Linked DNA regions of Mus musculus: region 2 is linked to region 1. Evidence: chromatin loops called from intact Hi-C (ENCODE). Cell type or tissue: left cerebral cortex. All regions are shown on one strand. Links, peaks and the distances in the headings refer to the core of each region. The heading gives the core; the rest is flanking DNA. Region 1 overlaps Crybg1 (crystallin beta-gamma domain containing 1). Region 2 has its middle 29 kb from the start of Crybg1.

Region 1 (10,303 bases), core at 1,282-9,281:
TCAGCGTGTTCTGAGCTGGGCATGATGGGGCACACCTTTAATCCCTGCATTTGGGAAGAAGAGGCAGGCCAGCTTGATCTACATATCCAGTTCTAGGACAACCAGGGCTACACAGAAAGACCCTGTTCCAACAACAGACAAGGAAAAAAAAAAGGATGAGAGAGAGACACACACAAGACGAGAGGAGACGAGAAATTTACAGCATTTCTGAAAGCAAATGTAACTGACAGGGCCCACCATCAAATGGACGTTGTCATCAGCTGTGGTTTGTCCTCTTTGCAGATGGGTTACCTATGAATATGGCAATTACAGAGGCCGGCAGTTCCTGCTGTCTCCTGCAGAAGTACCAAACTGGTATGAGTTCAGTGCCTGTCGCCAAATAGGCTCCCTCCGGCCCTTTGCTCAGGTGTGTGCAATTTCCCTCCGTGCTGTGCAGACTCTTCTCAAAAAGCATTTCTGTAAATATAGTTCATCCTTTTAGTTCTGAGGGGAAGCTGGACGCTGGGCCCTCGTCCCTCAGCATCTGGACATGAAGTTCGTAGCACCTAGAAGCAAGGGTGTTTCAGACGTGCCGACATGCACAATAGCAGTGTCAGCTCTGCTTGTCCACAACACACTCCATGCCTTGGTCACACTGGAAGGTCCCCACACTGCTAGCACTGAGAACAGCACTTAGACCCTTGCGTGGGCTCCCTCGGTGTGGTCGCCCTCTTTAACCCTTATGTTCCACTCTGGATTCTTCCAGATACCGACGCCTCAGTTCTTCTGACCACACACTCGTATGTAACTACCGCTGGGTTTTTTGTCTCCTAGAAACGAATTTACTTCAGACTTCGAAACAAAGCAACAGGACTATTTATGTCAACCAACGGGAACTTGGAAGACCTGAAGCTTCTCCGAGTCCAGGTCATGGAAGATGTTGGTGCTGATGATCAGATCTGGATCTATCAAGAAGGGTGCATCAAATGCAGGGTGAGCATTCGGGGCTGTGCAGACCTCTGCCTTACTGTGCCTTTGATCTTCTCAGGTAGGTGCTGTGACACCGTTCCAGAGACCTTCCAGAAATAAATTGGAAGGTTTTCCTGTGAAAATACTTCCCAACTGAGAGATATTCAGAATCAGGGTTAGGAAGTTACAATGGGAGGAGACTCCAGCAAGGGAGTAGTGACACGTAAGTGTGCTCAGACATCAGAGGTAGAGAGAGACACACATATGCTGAGCCACAGGGACATGGCATCCTCTTCACTCCTTGACTGTGAGCCTGACTGTTTGCTGCCTGTGAGTCAGCAGGAACACATGCCCGCTCACTCTGTCTGTGTGCCTGGGGGGGCACAGATGTGCTTTGTGAGGAGAGGTGCTGCTTAGACACAGGAGAAAACAGAAGAAGGCAAGTTCTGCCTTAGGTCATCTCAGTACAGGAGCATGGTACCCTCAGCGGTCCCAACATTTCTGTGATCTTATTTGATATCTCATTTCAGTAGGTCAAGGAGAAAAGGCGAAATCTCCCATATGCTCACAAGACTTTGACCAGCACATGTGTGTCTGTGCACTCGCACAGCACCCAAGGCCTCACACATACAAACCAAGCACTCACCTGCTGAGCCACGCCCCCTGCCCTGAACAGTCCGCTTTTAATAAGCTTTCACTGTAGTATGGTGCTAGTGGTGAGCGGTGCCTTTTGTTACTTCAGGGGAACTTTTAAATCCTTGCATTTAAGCACCTTCTTTGGGGTTTGCATTCTACTTTTTATATGTGGATGATAACGTGCCAATTTAGACAATTTTAGGTGTTTCTCATGAAGGAGAGACAAGGAGTAAATGAATGTAACTCCAGGTTTAAGGGGGTAGGCCTGGGGGATATAGTCAGTGGTTGTTCTAGTGCAGCTACAAAGAAGAGCAGGCTGAGCTGGAAACTCAGGCTGACGGCGAGCTTCAGATGTGGCCTCTGAGCATGCGCACTGCTGACAGGGAGACCCAAGCTGTGGGCAATTTACTATACCAAGGCTCCTCTTAGGTTCTTTTGTGTTGGCTTTTTGTTGTTGTTTTGTTTTTGTTTTTAATTTTTAAGTGTATGGATATTTTACCTGCATGTATATGCACTCATATCCACAGAGGCCAGAAGAGGGCATAAGATGGATCCCCCAGGACTGGAGTTGCAGACAGTTGTTAGCCACCATGTGGGTGCTTTGAAAGAGCAGCTGTGTTAACCACTTAGTCCCCCTGAGGCTTCTCCCTATGGTAACAGTCTTACAAGGGGTAATCTTGAAATCGTTCACATCATCTGAAATAAAGTCCCGTTGCTTGGCTTCAGTTACTGAAGCTAATAGCTAAAATGGCTAAAAGATGAGCTAGAACCAGCCAGGGACTTCCTAGTGGGAGTTCTGAGACAGCCTGTTGTTTCCTATGCAGATAGCAGAAGACTGCTGCCTGACGATCGTGGGCAGCCTCGTCACGTCTGGCTCCAAACTAGGACTGGCCCTCGATCAAAATGTCGACAGTCAGTTCTGGTGCATGAAGTCCGACGGCAGGATCTACAGCAAGATGAAACCAAATTTAGTGTTGGATGTGAAAGGTAAGGATCATTTCTCTCCCTGTGCGGTTCCCTTGCTTCATTAAGGAAAAGCCTGTTAGGAAATGCCAGTGTTTTGAATCAAGGTCTAACGTCTGCTAAGCAAGTGCGCACTGAGCTATATCCTCAGTCCTATTTGTATAGTAGTGTTAGGCTGTGATCTCATTTGGTCAGTGTACTTGGTAATGTACACACAGGTAGTTTTTCATTGAAAAACCTTGAGTTCTAGAAGGAATTATAGTGTATTAGGGTTCTCTAGTTACAGAACTTATAGAATGATTCTTTCTATATATTTAGAAAGGGTGTTTATTAGAATAACTTAGAATGTGGTCAGCTTATCCAACAATGGCTGCCTATGAATGGAAAATCTAAGAACACAATAGTTTAGTCCCATCTGAGTGGGAAATTTTTGTCTAACTATATGTTTTAGTTGGTATTTAGAATATACTGGAATCCTGAAGAAGGAGGCTCCGATGCCAGTGAAGGAATGGGCTTGCCATCGAGAGCTAGAGGCAGCAGGCAAAGAGGGAGGCTTCCTTCTTCCATGGCCTTATACAGTAGTGGCTCTCGACCTTCCCAATGCTGCAACCCTTTTACACAGTTCCTCATGTTGTGGTGACCCCTGACCATAAAATTGTTTTATTTGCTACTTCACAACTGTAATTTTCCTACTGCTATGAACTGTAGTGTAAGTACATGGTCTTGGGTGACCCCTATGAAAGGGTCGGTCATAACCCACAGGTTGAGAACCACTCTTATATAGGCTTCCAGCAGGTGTGGCCCAGATTGTAGGTGGCTCTTCCCACCTCAAAAGATCTGGAGTAAAGGTGTGGCTTCCAACCTCGAAGACTGGATCAGAAGTGGGTGTTCCCACTTCAAATGACTTAATTAAGGAAAATACCCTCAAAGGTGTGTGCAGCCATTTTTGGGTTTTAGCTAATTCCAGATGTGGTCACCATGACAACCAGAATAGCTGTCACGGCACCCGAGGGCTGCTGCTGCACGCTGGTGAGGTTTCAGTGAGGCTTCTCTACAGAGAGTGCTTGGGAAGGAAAGCTGGTCCTGCAGTCAGTCTCTCAGGTATGGATGGGTGTGTTAAAACACAGATTAGTGGCACCAGCATTAGAGTTCCTCCTGATCTAGGCGGTCTGGAGGTGGCTCCCAAACGTGGTTGTCTAACAAGTTCCTAGGTGTTGCTGGGGGTGATGGTTCAAGAATCTTACCACATTTAAAACACATTTGAAAAAGCCCACCCACCCAGTATTTGGGAACACAGTGGTCGGGCACTGTTGCTGTTTGCAAGTAAATGAAGGGAAGCTTAGTCGTGGTACTGGAATAAGTTATCATTTATTTGTTCGTTATAGTCACTTTATGTTTATTTTGGGTCACTCTAGTCTAGGCTGCCCTTTAACTCTGGGCAGCTCACCTACCTCAGCATCCTAAATTCTGAAATTATAGGCCTATCCTCTGCCACACCTAGGTGCCTTCAGTGGTTAACACCCTGGCTATTCCCCAACAGGAGAGGATGTACCAGTGGGCTGGTGGTCGTCAGGGGCCACAGCATGCCACCTATGCACTGAGAACAAGGAAGTCAGTGCAAAGAAACCGTGACAGCTCGGTCCTTAAGACACTCTGGACATGGGAAACAGGGCACTGGTAGCTACACAGGAAGCAGCCCTGCTTTACAGTCCTGGTGGTCCCGGTCGGTAGGCGGCCAACCCACTCAGTAGTGAGAGGAAACACAAAGCCCGAGGAGCTAGAGGGTGCTCAGAGAGGCAGAATGAAGGAAGGGAGAGAGGGAGGGAGGGAGGGAGGGAGGGAGGGAGGGAGGGAGGGAGGGAGGCAGGCAAATGCAGACAGCATCAAAAATTAAGTGATGTGACTATAGGCTTCATAGAAACCAAGCTCTTCGCATAAAAGGCAAGTGGAAGCTTGGGTGTGGGAAATGGACAGCTAGAGGTAGCCTCCCTCCCTCCCTCCTTCCTTCCCTCCCTCCCTGTGTCTATAGTCATACAGAGGCCCAGCTCACAGACAGCTCCAAGTGTGAACCATTTGAGAAGCACTGACCCCGGCAGGCCTTTATTCCTATAGGATCATTCATGCTGCCAGCATCGTGTGGTTTTGAGACTTCCTTGTGCTGGTGAAGGCAGACTTGGATCTATCCCTAGCCTCACCTTCCCTAAGAATGAGCCCCAGAAAAATTTAACTAAGTTGGAAAGATAAGGTATTGAGTAAATGTGTGTTGGGGGAAGGGGATAACAATATTTAGTTCCCCGATGCAGCTGAACAAACCTTGTGTTTCTAAGCTCACTGTGGTCCTTAGGGCACTCATTTAATTTTTGTCTTCACTATGTGCCAGGCTGTTAGACACTGGGTACCAAAGTGAAGAAAATGGCTGTCTCTGCTATCTATGGGACTCTTTAGAGCCCCACCCTCTGGAGTGAAGGTGCTAGCCTGTAGGTTTGTGGGTTCTCTGTGGCTTCTGCCATGTGAAGCAGCAACTTTCTTGTGCCCCTGAATTTAGGTTTCTCAGAATGTGGGGAAACAGTGCCACCTTCTGGACAAGAGCAGGCTGCATGGCCAGCACCCTAGCAAGAAAAGCATGGGCCCAGCTCTCTGCTCTTCTGTGGTTTTCCTTTGTTAGGCTAAGTCTTATCAAGTCTTTCCTCTTGCCTTGTATGTGGGGAGTGAGTTGTTTTAGTGAATGCTGGCATAGGACTCCAGACCAGGTATCCTATGACAACAGCGGAAGCCGACTCATGATACCAACGCCTGGTAGGGCAAATCAAACTACTATGTAAGACACAGACACTAAACACTAGCCAACAGAGAAAAGGTAGCTCCAGGCAATTAACCCGATGCTGGTCTTAACTCTGTAACGTTTCTGCTTCAGCCACACCAGACAGCGTCTTTTTAGTATAAGCTGCCATTTAATGGAACAGTAGTGATTTATTCTAATTAGGATGTAAACTTTCTTTCAAATTATACCTCCTCAGTCCAATGTGCCAAGAACTCAAATATACCTGTAACAACAGAACTGCTCTCAGACAGATGGGTGGGGATGGGTGCTACCTCAGAATGCACAGGTGACAGGTGTGTCAGGACTACTGGCAGTGGTAGCCTGAGACCTAGCCTTCAGGGAAGGAAGCTTAAAGAAAAGTAACCTCTCCTACCTGTCTCTAAACACATGGCAGGATTCTTCACTTTAAGTATTCACCCATCCCTCACTGTCTTCTGTATTGGTCAGTAGAAATGTCTCCTAAAAGAAAAAAAATGTTCTAAATTCTTTTCAAATGTAAAACAATTATTCAGATTGCTACTCAAGAACTTTGTGATGCTAACAACACTAAACACAGGAAGCGTGTAAAGGCACCAGATGCTCAAGAATGAAAAGACAGCGTCCTTAAGATTGGAGTCTGTTGTCTTTATAAAAAAAAATAAAATTAGGTGTATCAATGTGCCTGAGTGTTTTATGCACATGTATGTCTGTGCACTTGAATGTCTGGTGTCCTCCAAGGTCCAAAAAGAACTCTGGATTCCATGGCATCAATTGTTGGTGGTTTTGAGCTACCATATTGGTGCTGGGAGTCTAACCCAGGACCTCTGCAAGAACAAGACGTGTGCTAAGTGCCACACCACGTCTCCAGCTGAGGCCTGTGTGTCTTGGTGTTGGGCAGGACTTGCTGGGGCTGAAAGCGAGGCTTGCAAGCTTTTCCTGGTTCTGTGCACTGCACTGCACCCTGCTCTGGAGAACTGTGGTGCTGGCTAACACCAAGCCAGATTCTTAAACAGGAGATGATTTCCTTCGATGGCTACTTTCTCAGCCTCTTTTGCTGTTGTAAATGGCTTAAGGGAGAGATGAATGCTGTTTCTTATCTGAGGATAACACAGGATTCTGTGCTCTGCATCCAAATGCAGATTTTAATTTCCACACGGTCCTTGGTGGCGAGGCTTCTGCTTAAGCAGATGAATCATTGGAAAGGATGGTTAATCCACACTGGGGAAAAATCAGATAACCCTCTGTTTTATTGATCCTTCTATTGAAAGGTACTGGCTACCTCTAACACAAAGGTCCCTCACATTTTCAGCAAGCACCTGTGAAAGGACCCCTTCAAACATGCTAGTGGGACAAATAGAGGCTTCCTACAAAGCGCCACTCAGCACTGCTTTACACACCCAAGTTCCCCCAGCAGTGGGGGTCTCCTGTGTCCTCTGCATCCTTTGGGGTATCATTCAAACCTTTAACCTAATTACAGCTGTGTTTTATCATGCATGCAGAACTCATTTCCTCTGCTGCCTCCCCCACAGCCTTTCTCTCCTCTTTCCACTGCCACCAGCTGTGCCCACCTCACTGGTATCTCCCATCCGCGATCCCCAGTTCTGTCTTACAGCATCTTTGCTTTCCCCTCTCTCTAGATTTTACCCTCGTGTCCCCATTTCAGATATGGTAATAGTGGTTAGACTGGCCTGTATGGCTGGGTAGAAAAGTGAGAGCCAGAAGGTAAAGGGCTGTATGGATTTTAGCCACAGCCCCAGCAAGCTGACCTCATCACCCTGTGCAGCCCCATCCCGAGCCTCTCTCCCCTTTCCCTACAGCACTTTTACTCCCGGTTCTCTTTGTTCTTCGGATGTTTCAACAAACACTTTCTCCCTTCTTTTCCGGCACAGTTCTTGACTTTTTTTCTTTCCTTCAGGGGGTGCGCAGTATGATCAAAATCACATCATCCTCAACACAGTGAGCACAGAGAAGTTAACACAAGTGTGGGAAGCCATGGTCCTGTGAACCTGAACCAAGACTGCAGGAGGAGTATTTCCAGGGGATTTTCTGGCCACCTTATTGAAGAAAACTAAAAATTACAGAGCTGCTGGAGGAGCCAAGTGGAAAGTTTCCGAAAGCCACGGCAGACAGAATCATCTCAAAAACATTTGAGTTTGAAGCCAATAGTTTGTTGTTCTTGTTTTTTGCCTTGTATTTTCTCAGTTCCTTCAACAGGCTGCCCTGGTAGCAGCTTTAGGGTATAAGATGTTTTAAAGATCAAGACAAGACCACATCACAATTTTTTTCCAGGAATAGGAGGGGACAAGACGTCTGAATGTGGACATACAGATTCCCTTAGAGAGAAGGATAAAAGCCCAAGTTGGTTGTTAGAAGACTTTAGCATTGGAGAACGTGGTGCCAGACTTCTGATCCATGGCCTTAACACTTCCGGGGACCATTTATGCTGGATGGCAGAGTGGCAAAGTCCTATATACTTATTCCAAGGAGTTTAATAAGTATAAACCACTATTTTCAGTTACTATTCAAATGAATAAATTTTCAAAATTTCATGTTGATATCTGCTCATGAACAGAACTTGGGTTACTTTAATTCACCTACGGACTGCCCTCAAGTGTCTACAGATACTTCAATGCCTTCCTTACAGCTGCTATTGGGACAGTATTATGGCCTAATTTATTAACCCTTACTTTACTATCCACACCTAATGCTGAAGCCATACTCTATACTTTTAGCTAAACAAAGACCTTTCAGCCTGGTTTCTCTAGGGCCACCCGCAGGATGACTGCTTCATATCCGAGGACACCAGGACCTCCCTTGTTGCAGAGTGAGGGAGATGCCAAGGGTTGTGCAGTGTTGGTGCAGAGGGGCCCAGACCTCAGTGGGCAGTTCAGGAGCAACTGTGTGATGCACTGGCCAGACAGCACTGTCCTTTTACGACAAACTGCCAGACATCCCTGGAACATGGCTTCCTCATCACAGTACTGGTGCCCCTGTCAGAGGCTGAACAAACCCCATTTCTGCTTCATCTGTTCAAGCCTGCTTCCTCTCTGGAGCCAAGGATAGGCAAGAGATCGTCGGAATAGTCTGTCTGCAGCACCCAGCCTGTCTGTCTTGTTCTTCTGTGTACATCTCTAACTGTAGTCCTTTTGTGTATGTCGCTAGAGCACAGTGGGGTAAGATATCCTATAAACGCCTGTTGAGTTTGTCTCTTGAATTAAACTTATTCCTGGTTAACTACATGATGAAATCGTGGGCTTAATTCAGCAGCTCTCCAACTCCAGCAAGCGTCCAAGGCAGACTGGGACAGCTGGCACATTTTAGCCACCCTTTTGTTCAAGGTGCCCCGTGCACTCAAGGATTTAATGCACTGCCACCTGGGAGAGCTCAAGGACAAGAGCTGAGACAGTCTAGATAGACAGAAGTCAAGTGGCACTGGCATTTACATGTGTGCCCTCTAAGTAGCCCTGGATGTCTTGGAACTTACTGTGTAGACCAGGCCTCAAACTCACAGATGTCTGCCTGCATTTGCCTCCCAAGTGCTAACATTAAAGGCATGTACCACCACGTCCTGCTTTCTGTACAGGGGGCTGGAGAGAGGGATCAGCAGTTAAGAGCTCTTGATGCTCTTGCAGAGAATCCAATTCAGTTTATAGCACTTACCTGACTGTGAATATTGTCTAACTCCAGATACGAGAGAACTGACGCCTTTGTCTGCCCTCTGCAGGCACTGCATGCTCACAGTACACTTACATACATGCAGGCAAAATATTCATACATGTTAAATAAGTAAATCTGTACTGAGAAAACTCTACAGTGATTTCAGAGGAAACCTCATATCCAACATCATACTAAACAGATATCTCATAGGAATAAATGGAGTAGAGAGTTACCCCAAACAGGTCTATTGATGTGAAAGGCCTGAAGCAAGAATCTAAGGAACCTTAATGCAGGGGAGTATAAAACAGCCTTGAGTAGACAGAGACAAGACTCAAGAGTGGCAGGCTGCTGGGTAGGCACAAGGCCAGGAAAGAGTGAACAGTGGCAACAGCCACAGAAAGGCCCTCAGAGAAGCACGCTGCAGTTGCTGATAGAAGCCCAGGCTCCATGCACACTGTAAGGACGTTAGTGCCATCAGCCAGGTGCGCAGCATAATAACCCCAGCACTTTAGGAGTTCAAAGTCATCCTCAGCTTGTGCTACAGGAGATCCTGGTCCCAAAAGAAAAAGGAAAGAAACCCTACAGTATTAAAAGACAACACACACACACACACACACACGCACACACACACACGCACACGCACACGCACACGCCGAAGCCATTCCAAATTTCAGGATGTGCTAAGGACAGTAAGTGGCAAATCAAAATGTACCGAAAGCCTGGTCAGTTTCTGGCAGCGTCCCCTTACTGTGACAGAGCACCTGAGTGAGATACTGTCTCAGGAGGAAGGTTTCACAGTTGGCTGTTTCATCCAAGGTGGGCTCAGCTGCTTCTGACTCCACAGTGAGGCAGCACATCATGGCGGGTGTCTTAGTTAGGTATGGACTGCTGCTAAAGACCAAGAGAAAACAACCTGGGGAGGAGAGGTTTTCTTTCATCACCTCACAGGCCATTGTGGAGGAAGCTGAGGCAGGAACTCAAGGTCGGAACCTGGGGGTAAAACTGGAGGAACACTGCTGACTAGCTTGCGCCTCCTGCCTTGCTCAGTTAGCTTTCTTATACACCCCAGGACCACCTGGCCGCCGCCTGCGACAACCCACCCATGGTGAGCTGGGCCCTTTCACATTAATTCTATCCAGAAAATGCCTCGAGGGCTTCCCTACAGGCTGATCTGATGGGACGTTTTCTTAATTGAAATTCTCTGTTCTCAGATAACGCTAGCTTGTATCAAGTTGAAAAAAAAAGCTCCAAGCACAATTGGTCCCTTTTCAACTTGACACACACATCACTAGTCATCTA
Region 2 (10,303 bases), core at 740-8,739, 220 kb before region 1:
GAAGAGCCATGTGCTTTAAACTTTCTATTCCTCATTGTTTAGATGGCAGCAAGATTCAAGTGCCTGAGTAAGCAGAACTATATTTTGTTCGCCACAGAAAAACATACGTATGTGATTAGCCATGCATGTAGAGTAGTTAATATGATTTTATGCTATGACCTCATAGACTTTACCCAATTAATAATGGAATCAGAAGGAAGAGAAGCAATGACTTACATATGGAGGGGTCGGCAATATTATCACAAAATCCCAATTCCATTACAAAACTAATGGCTTTCATTGAAATTTCAAGTTAGGAGATAAGCTAGCAGAACCTAGAGGCCACTTTGAAAATAACCACTTTGACACAAAGAAATTTAATTGTGAATGGCGTATTGGCTGGAGCTCGTGAAAGTTTTATAAACCTCCTGTTGCAGAGCATGTTAAAATGAATATTCCCATTTAAAATATGTGGGGTTCTTAAACTACAAATGTCTGCCCAGTATTTCTTCTAGCAGTCTCCTGTAAGCAAAGAATAGAAATTTATCTTCAAAGAACTCTATGGTAGGTGAACAGCACAGAAGGTCAAAGGTACTGGGACATAATGGAAAACCCAGATTTTTACTTAAATTTCTGTATATTTTTTTGCCTGAGAAAATAAACAGATCGGAAAAATATAGAAAGTATTATACTGTATTGTTCTATAGCACACTTAAATTATAGTCATATACTCCTTTAAAATAAATGGATGAGGGAAAGAATACAATCAAAGCATATTACATTACTAAGAGACAACAGCAAAAATAAATAAAAATATACTATTTTCAACTGCCCATCTGGTTCTCTGTCTGTCTGTCACTCCATTTAGGTACATATCTGCCAGTCTGAAAAACTGAGATACAACACATTATGAAAATCTTTCAATGGATTGTGAAATGGATCAAGTCAAGATATTTGCACAGAAGGCTTTTTTTTTCCTGGAAAGGGAGTGTTGTCTACTGAAAAGGAAGAAGGACAGAAATGAACTTGATAGATTTTGAGGTTGTCTTGCTTAATCTTCAGAGAAGTCTAACAGTGTATGTGTATTCAAATCAAATAAACCGCTTACTTCTGTAGAGATTTTTGGAAAAAGCAGGAGGGACTAGAATTGGTGTCAATGACGTCCATCACTCCCCCATTCCATAACTCTCAGATGTCCAAATAAAAACTCCATTGACATTAGGTAACATATGAGACACACGAGAGTATGTCAGGATAGGATCATTTTGAAGTTAGCCCATTTTGCTGTTAGTTCTGATAAACAGGAGCCTCAATATAAAGGCATGTTCATTCTGAAAGGGAGAGCAGTCTATTTGTCTGCGTTTGTGTGTGGTTGAGTTTATGTGCCAATTAAATCAAGTCCCTTGATTCATCATGAATGAATGTCATCTATAATGCTGCAGTATAATATTGATATGTTTTGGTTTTGTCATCAACCTGCATAATTAACACATTTTAAGACATTTTCATAAGCTCTGAAAAAGTTCTTGTGAGTTTCAAATACAAAGTCACAAACCCACACTATTTATATGCTCTCATTCATTTGTAAACAGTTTTCAGTTTTGTTAATTTTTCCTACTGATGATCTTGTTTTGTTTAGAGATTTGACACAGACCCTCGGTATGCAAAGATATGTTGTGCCTGTGAGTAAAAATCACAGTTATTGGCATTGTCTTGGGATGTTGTTTGGAGTTCTGTGAAGAAACAAGACAGACAAAGGACAGGGTACCACAAACAACATGAACTAGTTCATATGGGTCATTCACATCTAAATCAAGGGGTGAGAATCCAGTTGTGTACAGCTTCACATCTATATATGTACTAATTTAGTAACATTCTCTACTGAACACTGGACTGTGGTCATTTTATATACTCAGCATTTTTGAGAAGTTCTTTAATTTGGACCTGCAGCACCTTCACTCTGTATTCTTGCTTTTTCTTAAAACATCTTACACCTTATTCTCATGTGCCACTTTCAGACTCTAACTACATGTAGAAAGATGTTTAAATGTGAGGATGCAAGCATATTTAAATCACAGTTAGACCTGCACAACTTGAGTCCTTCCCAACAGGGAATGGTGAGCCCTTTGTTTGCCTGTGCTTTCCTCTGCAATTTACAAATAACTAGTGATGTTCTATCATTCTCTGCTTCCATACAGTGATTGCTACTCCTTTTGGTATTTCTCTCCATCTTCTGCTAGCTTGACTTTCTTGCTCCTCCTATTTTGTGTTCTACAGTGTCCTAAACTTATGACTTTCAGTTTTGGATATGGCCTTTCCTACAGAAAACCCCTACCTGGCATTTGTTACTAGAACTACAAAAACACTGCCAAAAGCTTCTAGGTACAAGGTAAACACTGAGTAAAATAAAGTATGCTCCAATAGAAATATCTTAAAAGATCGTTCAACAGCAGAAGAGACAAATGTATGATAATGGAAAGAAATATGTTTTTGTTCAATGGATAAAAATAGCATTAGCGGTCAGTAAACTCTCAACTAGCATGAGAAACCCAACTCTTCACCTTTCATACATTGGTATGTATGGGACATTCTCTGATCAAGGTTAAGAACAGTCCAAACCTGAGTATAAACATAAGTAATGTACCAGTGGCCTTCCCCCTGTAGCCTTTCGCTGCTCCCGCAGACATAAGCTTTTAACTACGTTTCCAGTAGCAGACATTAAATCCTTTAGTGTAGGTATCAGGTCTCAAACCAGAACTAAATGTGTTTGGTTACTCATAACCATCATGACACTACGTGGGATAATTTACCTAGCAAGTTAGTGTTGTAGCTTATAGATCCAGCACTGGCTGAGATCACTCTGTCTTCATGCCCTCAGTGGTCTGCATGACAGCTTCTATCATCATGAAAGCCAGGTGGTAAGAAAATGCCAGTCTGCTTTCAGGGCAAGGAAACATCAATTCTGAAATATATGCTAAAAACAGGATGAGGGAGGGGGTCAAGAAACCTGAAAGTAGTCAAAAAACAGGGGGCTATTTTGGATGCTTAAGCTGTTTTGGAAGTCTTAAATCCTCCTTGAAAAATAACTCACAGTCCACAGTCCTTTGAGTTTTTTCCCAAATATCCCAATATTTTCTAGAAGAAGTGCTGTGAGCACTTTCCAGGCACCTTGGGGAAAGCCTATTTTAAGATGTATTTTATACTAATTTACAAGGCATCTTTATTTTTTTCCTTTAGAATTCTTTCTTTTAATTACTTTTTTATTAGATATTTTCTTTATTTGCATTTCAAATGTTATCCCCTTTCCTAGTTTCCCCTCCAAAAATCCCCTATCCTCCCCCCGCCCCCGCTCCCCAACCCACCCATTCCCACTTCCTGGCCCAGGCATTCCCCTAAACTGGGGCATAGAACCAAGAGCTCTCCTCCCATTGATGACTGACTAGACCATCCTCTGCTACATACGCAGTTAGAGCTACCAATTTCTCTTTGGGTTTTCTTTGATTTGGTGGTTTAGCCTCAGGGAGCTCTTGGGTTACTGGTTAGTTCATATTGTTGTTCCTCCTAGGGGGCAGCAAACTTATTCAGCTCCTTGGGTACTTTCTCTAGCTCCTTCACTAGGGACCCTGTGCTCCATCTAATGGATGACTGTGAGCATCGAGTTCTGTATTAGTCAGGCACTGGCAGAGTCTCTCAGGAGACAGCTATATCAGTCTCCTGTCAGCAAGCTCTTGTTGGCATCTGCAATAGGGCTGTGTTTGGTGGGTATTTATGGGATGGATCCCTGGGGGTGGGGGGCAGTCTCTGGATTGTCAGTCCTTCAGTCTCTGCTCCAAACTTTGTCTCTCTAACTCCTTCCATGGGTATTTTGTTTCTCCTACTAAGAAGGATCAAAGTGTCCACACTTTGGTCTTTCTTCTTCTTGAGTTTCATGTGTTTTACATATTGTATCTTAGGTATTCTGAGCTTCTGGGCTAATAGCCACTTATCAGTTTGTGCATATCATGTGTGATCTTTGGTGATTGGGTAACCTCACTTAGAATGACATCCTCCAGATCCATCCATTTGTCTAAGAATTCATGAATTCATTGTTTTTAGTAGCTGAGTAGTACTCCATTGTGTAAATGTACCACATTTTATGCATCCATTCCTCTGTTGAGGGACATCTGGGTTCTTTCCAGCTTCTGGCTATTATAAATAAGGCTGCTATGAACATAGTGGAGCATGTGTCCTTATTACAAGTTGGAGCATCATCTGGGTATATGCCCAGGAGTGGTATTTCTGGATCTTCTGGTAGAACTATGTCCAATTATCTGAGGAATCGCCAAACTGATTTCCAGAGTGATTGCACCAGCTTTCAATCCCACCAGCAATGGAGGAGTGTTCCTCTTTCTCCACATCCTTGCCAGATTCTGCTGTCACCTGAGTTTTGATCTTAGCCATTTTGACTGGTGTGAATGAGGTGGAATCTCAGGGTTGTTTTGATTTGCATTTCCCTGATGACTAAGAATGTTGATCATTTTTAAGGTGCTTCTCAGCCATTTGGTATACCTCAGTTGAGAATTCTTTGTTTAGCTCTGTACCCCATTTTTAATAGGGTTAGTTTTCTGAAAACCAACTTCTTGAGTTCTTGATATATATTGGATAGTAGCCTCCTATCGGATTTAAGATTGGTAAAGATCTTTCCCCAATCTGTTGGTTGCCATTTTGTCATATTGACAGTGTCTTTTGCCTTAGAGAAACTTTGCAATTTTATGAGGTCACATTTGTCGATTCTTGATGTTACAGCACAGGCCATTGCTGTTCTCTTCAGGAATTTTTCCTCTGTGCCCATATCTTTGAGGCTCTTACCCATTTTCTTCTCTATTAGTTTCAGTGTCTCTGGCTTCGTGTGGAGTTCCTTGGTCCACTTAGAATGACAAGTGTCAAGTGACTTTTTAAAAGGACATTCTTAAAATTTCCAAAAGAAGTCCTTGTAGTAATACATTGTAGCCACTAGGTGTCAGAGTCTCCCCTTCAACCCTTGATGACTTGTCCAGGAGGAAACATCTGGTTAGTGTGAGAAAGGCTGTAAACAGGCTCTCACACAGAATTTATTCAAATCCATAACTGGGTGTGGTGGTGTAGACCTGTAATCCCAGCACAGGAGGTGGCACAACAAAGGCTTCCACACATGCTCACCCTCAGCTACTGGCCCTGGGTCAGTAATATAAATATACAATATAAATCTGGGAAAAGAGATTAAAAAGTCCTTCTAAAACTTGTTAGTACTAATTCTGATTTTTCTCAGACCCGTTTCCTTCCTGAGCTGGAAGATGCTCCAATGGGTCTTAAGGCACCAAGCTTAACAACCTGAGTCTGAGCTCCTGGACTCAGATCAAAGAAAAGAAAGAAAGAAAAAGAGGGAGAAGGGGGAGGGAGAGAGAGAGAGAGAGAGAGAGAGAGAGAGAGAGAGAGAGAGAGCTGGAGAATGAGGAGGAACACTGTGAAATTTGTCTTCTGGAAATGATATGGCCTTTGCATGTGTGAACATAGCAGCTAGTGTTATCTGAACAAGACCTGTGTTAAGGTTTGGTCTGTTGCTATGTATTGCCATGTTAAATACTAGTGCCCAAGGATTGGTTGCCCCCAGGGACAAGGAAATCCTCCTACACACCAAGTGATGCTATTAAACTTAATTTTAAAATAATGATGCCTAAGCTGGGCAGAGGAGAGGTAGGTGGAGTCTTGGTTCCTGAGTTTGGGGTTGAAGGTAGGACCATGAGAGAGAAGAAAGAGAGGGTGGAGAGAGGAGAAGTGGTCATGAGGTGAGGAGTCATGAGAACTGGTTATGAAGGCTGGCCAGTCAGAGTAAGGGTGGCCCAGGCAAACATGGTAAGTCATATCTCAGGGTCACTGACAGGGAAGGGGGCAAAGTAGCTTAGAGGGTTGATCTCCACCCAGCTCTAATGCTGCCCAAGGCTTATCATACATATGAAGGTTTTGTGTCTTTTATCTGGGAACTGAATGATCTAAAACAGGATAGAAACCCTCATAAATACTTACTACAAAAGACCTGCACAAAATCAAGTCACCAGACATTCCAGAATAGATGCTCCAACAACAAATTCTCATTGGTTTGAGATGTGGCCCTAAAACACAGGCACCAGACAAACTCAACCACAGATCTCCTATCCACAAGCTTCTGGTTTCCTCCCACTCTTGATCACTGCCTACCTCTTGAAACACACACACACACACACACACACACACACACACATACACACACACACACACACACACACTTTTTTAAAAAAAGAAACGGAATTGGCAAGATGACTCAGCAAGTAAAATATCTTGCCACACAAGCCTGGTGACCTAAGTTTGATCTCTAGAACTCACTGTGGAAGGAGTGAAATGAATCCTAAATACTCTCCTCTGACACACACATGCATGCACGCACGCGCAGACACACACACACACACACACACACACACACACACACACACACACATTCACATACGCTATGCTGGTATTACAGGCATACATCGACATGCACAGGTGCTTTTTAAAGATTTAACAGGTTTTATTTTCAAGAGTAGTTTTTGGTTCACAGCAAACTTGAATGGAAGGTAGTTTCTGTATCTTTCTATATCTTTCTGTGCTGCTGAGGGCGGACGTTTTCTGAAGAAGTTGCATGAGCATTAACAGTCCCAGAGACATGTTGATTTTGGCTATGGGGGAATAGTATGACTGGGGGGACATAGACACACTGGGTCCAAAGCCAAAAGTACCTTCACTTGGACTATCATTAGCTCGCCATTCTTCCTGGCCTTGAATGTAGTATACGGATAAGGATAAGTGTGGACTCTGAATTGTCCTGTCTCCACCTCTGGTGTTCTGGGATTGCAGGCACATGCCTTGTTTATGTGGTATTGGGGCTCGAACTCAGGTTGAACCGGGTGCCTTTTGTATGCTAGACAAGCACTCTATCAGTTGAGTTAATGCCCTCGCCCCCCAGAACCTTCTTTATAGTCATTTATTATCAACCTTTATTTCTCACCTAACATTTTCTTGACCTTGAGATAAAACTCTATTGCAGAACTCAGGAGCTGAAGGCAGGACAAAAAGCTCCAGACTACTCCAGAGCCCCCATCGCAAACGACCAAAAAGCTCTTGGAATGTACCGCTAAGCTGTACACAGCTCTAGTGTCTATCAATCCTAAACTAAGAATGTTGGGATGACAACCTCAGTGTATGGTCATACCCACCTGAATTGATCAGATCTCTTCAGAATTATCACCTCAAAAGACTGGGGTGGGAAATGGGTTGACCAGATGGATAGATGACCCCATAGAGTCATGATTTGCATGAGGACATGGTTTTAATATCCGGAAGTCACATCAAAATGCCAATCAGGGTATGCACTTGTCACCCCAGTACTGAAAAGATGAGGATAGGACCCCAGGGATGCTGGCCAGACAGACTAGCATAATTAGTATGTCATGAGATGCAAGCTCAAAGGACATAGATGGCATTACTGAAGATGAAACCCAAGGGTATCCGTCAGCCTCTTTGTATACTCATGTGTACCCACACAGGAAGACACATAGGTGCATGCACAGATGCATATTAATAAATTAAACTTCAGGGCTAGAAATATGTCTCAGCAGGGTTATAGCTCAGTGGTAGTGTCTCCTGGACAATGACAGGTCCTAAGTTGGATCCCTAGTGCTCCAAAGTCATTACTGGGTGAATTGGCCTGCGATCCCAGAATATGGGAGTCAGAGCTGGTAGGATCACAAGTTTTCAGCCAGCCTGGTCTACATAGTGAGTTTCTGGCAAGCTTGAACTACAAAGAGACATGCCTTTTTAATTACATTTAAAATTTTTATTTTAATTATGTCTCTATGTGTTTCCGCAGGAGTAGGGGCTGGGGAAGTATGTGCGTGTATGTGCGTTATGTTTTCAGAGAGCCCAGAAGACAGCATTGGGTCTCCTGGAACTGGAGCCAATGGCAGGTTTAAGCTGTCTGGCATGGGTGCTGGGAACCATTGGATTCTTTACAAGAACAGAATTCACCTTTTGCTGCTAAGCCATCTTGCTAGCCCCAAGAAATATCTATAGATTCTCTCCCTTGCCGAAGCCACTCAATACGAATGCTTTGTGTATATGTTCAACACATTTCTTCGTTACTTTCTGTCCTGTGACTATAAAAGTTTACAAATTCTCTCCCATAGAAGGACATGTCATTCAGGGCTTGAGACTGTTCTACGGCCATGGCCACTCATATTTGACTCAGAATCAACTATTTTCTCTTTCTATTGGAACAAAGTACTTCTCTGTAGCTGAGGCTGCCACTGGGTTTGCTATCCGGTTTCCCTGAGTTCTGAGAGTCCAAGGATGTGCCACCATGCCTAATTTAGAATAAACTATCTTATTTCCTTGTAGTAGAGTTGGAACCTTATGTGGACACTCCCCACCCAGCCACCCCTGGTACTGGCACCCGGAACCAATGTGGTACGTTTATTACCAACAATGAAGCTGCATCTAAGGCTCTTGCATGACAATGAACCTGATAATTAGCACACAGTGTGCATGCTTTACATTATGAGTCAGCATTGGTGTAAATTCTGTAGGTTCTGACGTGTGCGATGGTATGTGTCCACCAGTCCAGTTGCTTAAAGAATAGATGATGCTCAAAGTGCACACTGGAGATTTTGGACTGGTTTCTTTCCCTTAATAGTAGCCACATACAGTGTCAGAGGCAGGCATTTTGCTATGATTACGTTTTTTAGTGTTGGGGATTGAACAGACAGCCTTGTGCATGCTGGATGAGTGCTCTGCCACTGAGAACTACCCAACCTTCATTGTGAGGTTAGCTCCAAGTCCTGGGCTGAAAAACATGGGCCGCCACCCAGGGCACCCTCTCCCTCCCTGCCTTTAAGCATTAGATTTATTCTTTGACAACTTCATATATGTGTATTGTGGTTACTCTCACACCCACCCCTCCTATTTCCCATCTAGTCCTGCCAACCCCACCCTGCCCAACAGGTCCTCTCCAGGTCTTATCTTGCTTTGCTTGTTTGTCGGCTGGTTTGCTTTGGTTTTATTTTGAAACAGGGTCTCTCTACAGAGCCCTGACTGTCTGGCACACTCTATGTAGGACCAGGCTAGCCTCGATAGCTTGCCTCTGTCTCCTAAGGGCTCAGATTGAAGGTGTTCATCACCACCAGGCTGTTATCCAACTTTCTATCACTTCAAAGAAAGCTTGAGATAACTCCCTCATAAAGAGAAAAGTTTTATTTAGGCTTAACAAATGTATACTTGTCAACCCCTGAAGGAAAAAAAAAAAATCTCAAAAGAAGGAAGGGGCAGGGTCCTGTAAAGTCCTCCAAGAGTAGGCCTTGGAATCCTGAAGCCCTCCTTTAGGGCCTCAGTTTTATTTTTATTTTATTTTTATTTTTATTTTTATTTTTATTTTTTTGCATTGGCATTGGTTTTTGAGACAGGGTCTCACTGTACAGCCCCGTTAGACTGGAACTTGGTCTGTGGACCTGGTCGCCCTTGAACTCACAGAGCTCCTCCTGCTCCTGCCTCCAGAGTCTGGGATTAAAGGAGTGTGTCATTGTCACTACACCTGGAAGGACCTCAGCTCTTAATGTTGACAGTCAGCACTTCCCAGTAGCTGCTCACTAGGGAGCAAGTTTTTGTCTATGGCCCCTGGTCCTCTGAGGCTTCAGGTGTGGCCTGGCCTCTGGACACTTTGTCATCCTCTTCTCATGGATATTTGAACTATGGGTTGTCTATGTGTGAAAACTCTTTGATATTTAAATCTCTCTCTCTCTCTCTCTCTCTCTCTCTCTCTCTCTCTCTCTCTCTCTCTCTCTCTCTCTCTCTGAGATAGGGTCTCCTTTAGCCCAAGGTCCCAAGATGGCCACCAACTCTCCATGTAGCATGGACATCCTTGTGTTTCTGATCCTCTTGATTCTGTCTCCCAAGTTCTGGGGTCGCAGGCATGCACCCCCATGCCTGGCTAGAAATTTTTAGTTTTTTTTTTTAATATTATTTTATTTTATGTGTGTGGGTGTTTTGCCTGCATGATTGTCTGTGCACCATGTGTATGCCTGGTGCACACAGGGACCAGAAGGAGGCATTGGACCCCTTGGAACTGGAATTACAGATGGTTGTGAGCTGCCATGTGAGTCCAGCCCAGATTGAGAAATGGCTTATTCCTAAGAACACAATGGGAACTGCAGTATATGGATATAGGGGCACCTGTGCATTTTAAAATCATGTCAGGGCATGAAGGCCCAAGAACTTATCAGATACAACAGATAGAGGATGG

The links. Peaks named below come from ENCODE experiments on the same cell type or tissue, not always from the same donor. Only the 100,000 strongest peaks of a DNase experiment are listed, where the experiment ranks them.
Region 2: it touches region 1 in a loop (6-fold over the local background); 21 of 42 quality-filtered maps call a loop at or near these places.

The regions. Positions count from the first base shown.
Region 1 is chr10:43,948,917-43,959,219 of GRCm38, reverse strand. It overlaps Crybg1 (crystallin beta-gamma domain containing 1), which reads left to right. Exons shown (of 22, transcript NM_001368305.1): 19 at 283-406; 20 at 814-972; 21 at 2,409-2,571; 22 at 7,263-8,589. The coding sequence ends at 7,351. Among named protein-coding and RNA genes, the nearest start is that of Gm40636, 14 kb to the left of the region's middle. In left cerebral cortex, for the core only: CTCF peaks have their summits at 2,119 (motif pointing right) and 5,120 (motif pointing left); DNase peaks (open chromatin) are centred at 2,385 and 5,121.
Region 2 is chr10:44,172,296-44,182,598 of GRCm38, reverse strand. It overlaps the pseudogene Speer5-ps1. Among named protein-coding and RNA genes, the nearest start is that of Crybg1, 29 kb to the right of the region's middle. In left cerebral cortex, for the core only: a CTCF peak has its summit at 4,968 (motif pointing right); no DNase peak of the experiment used is centred there.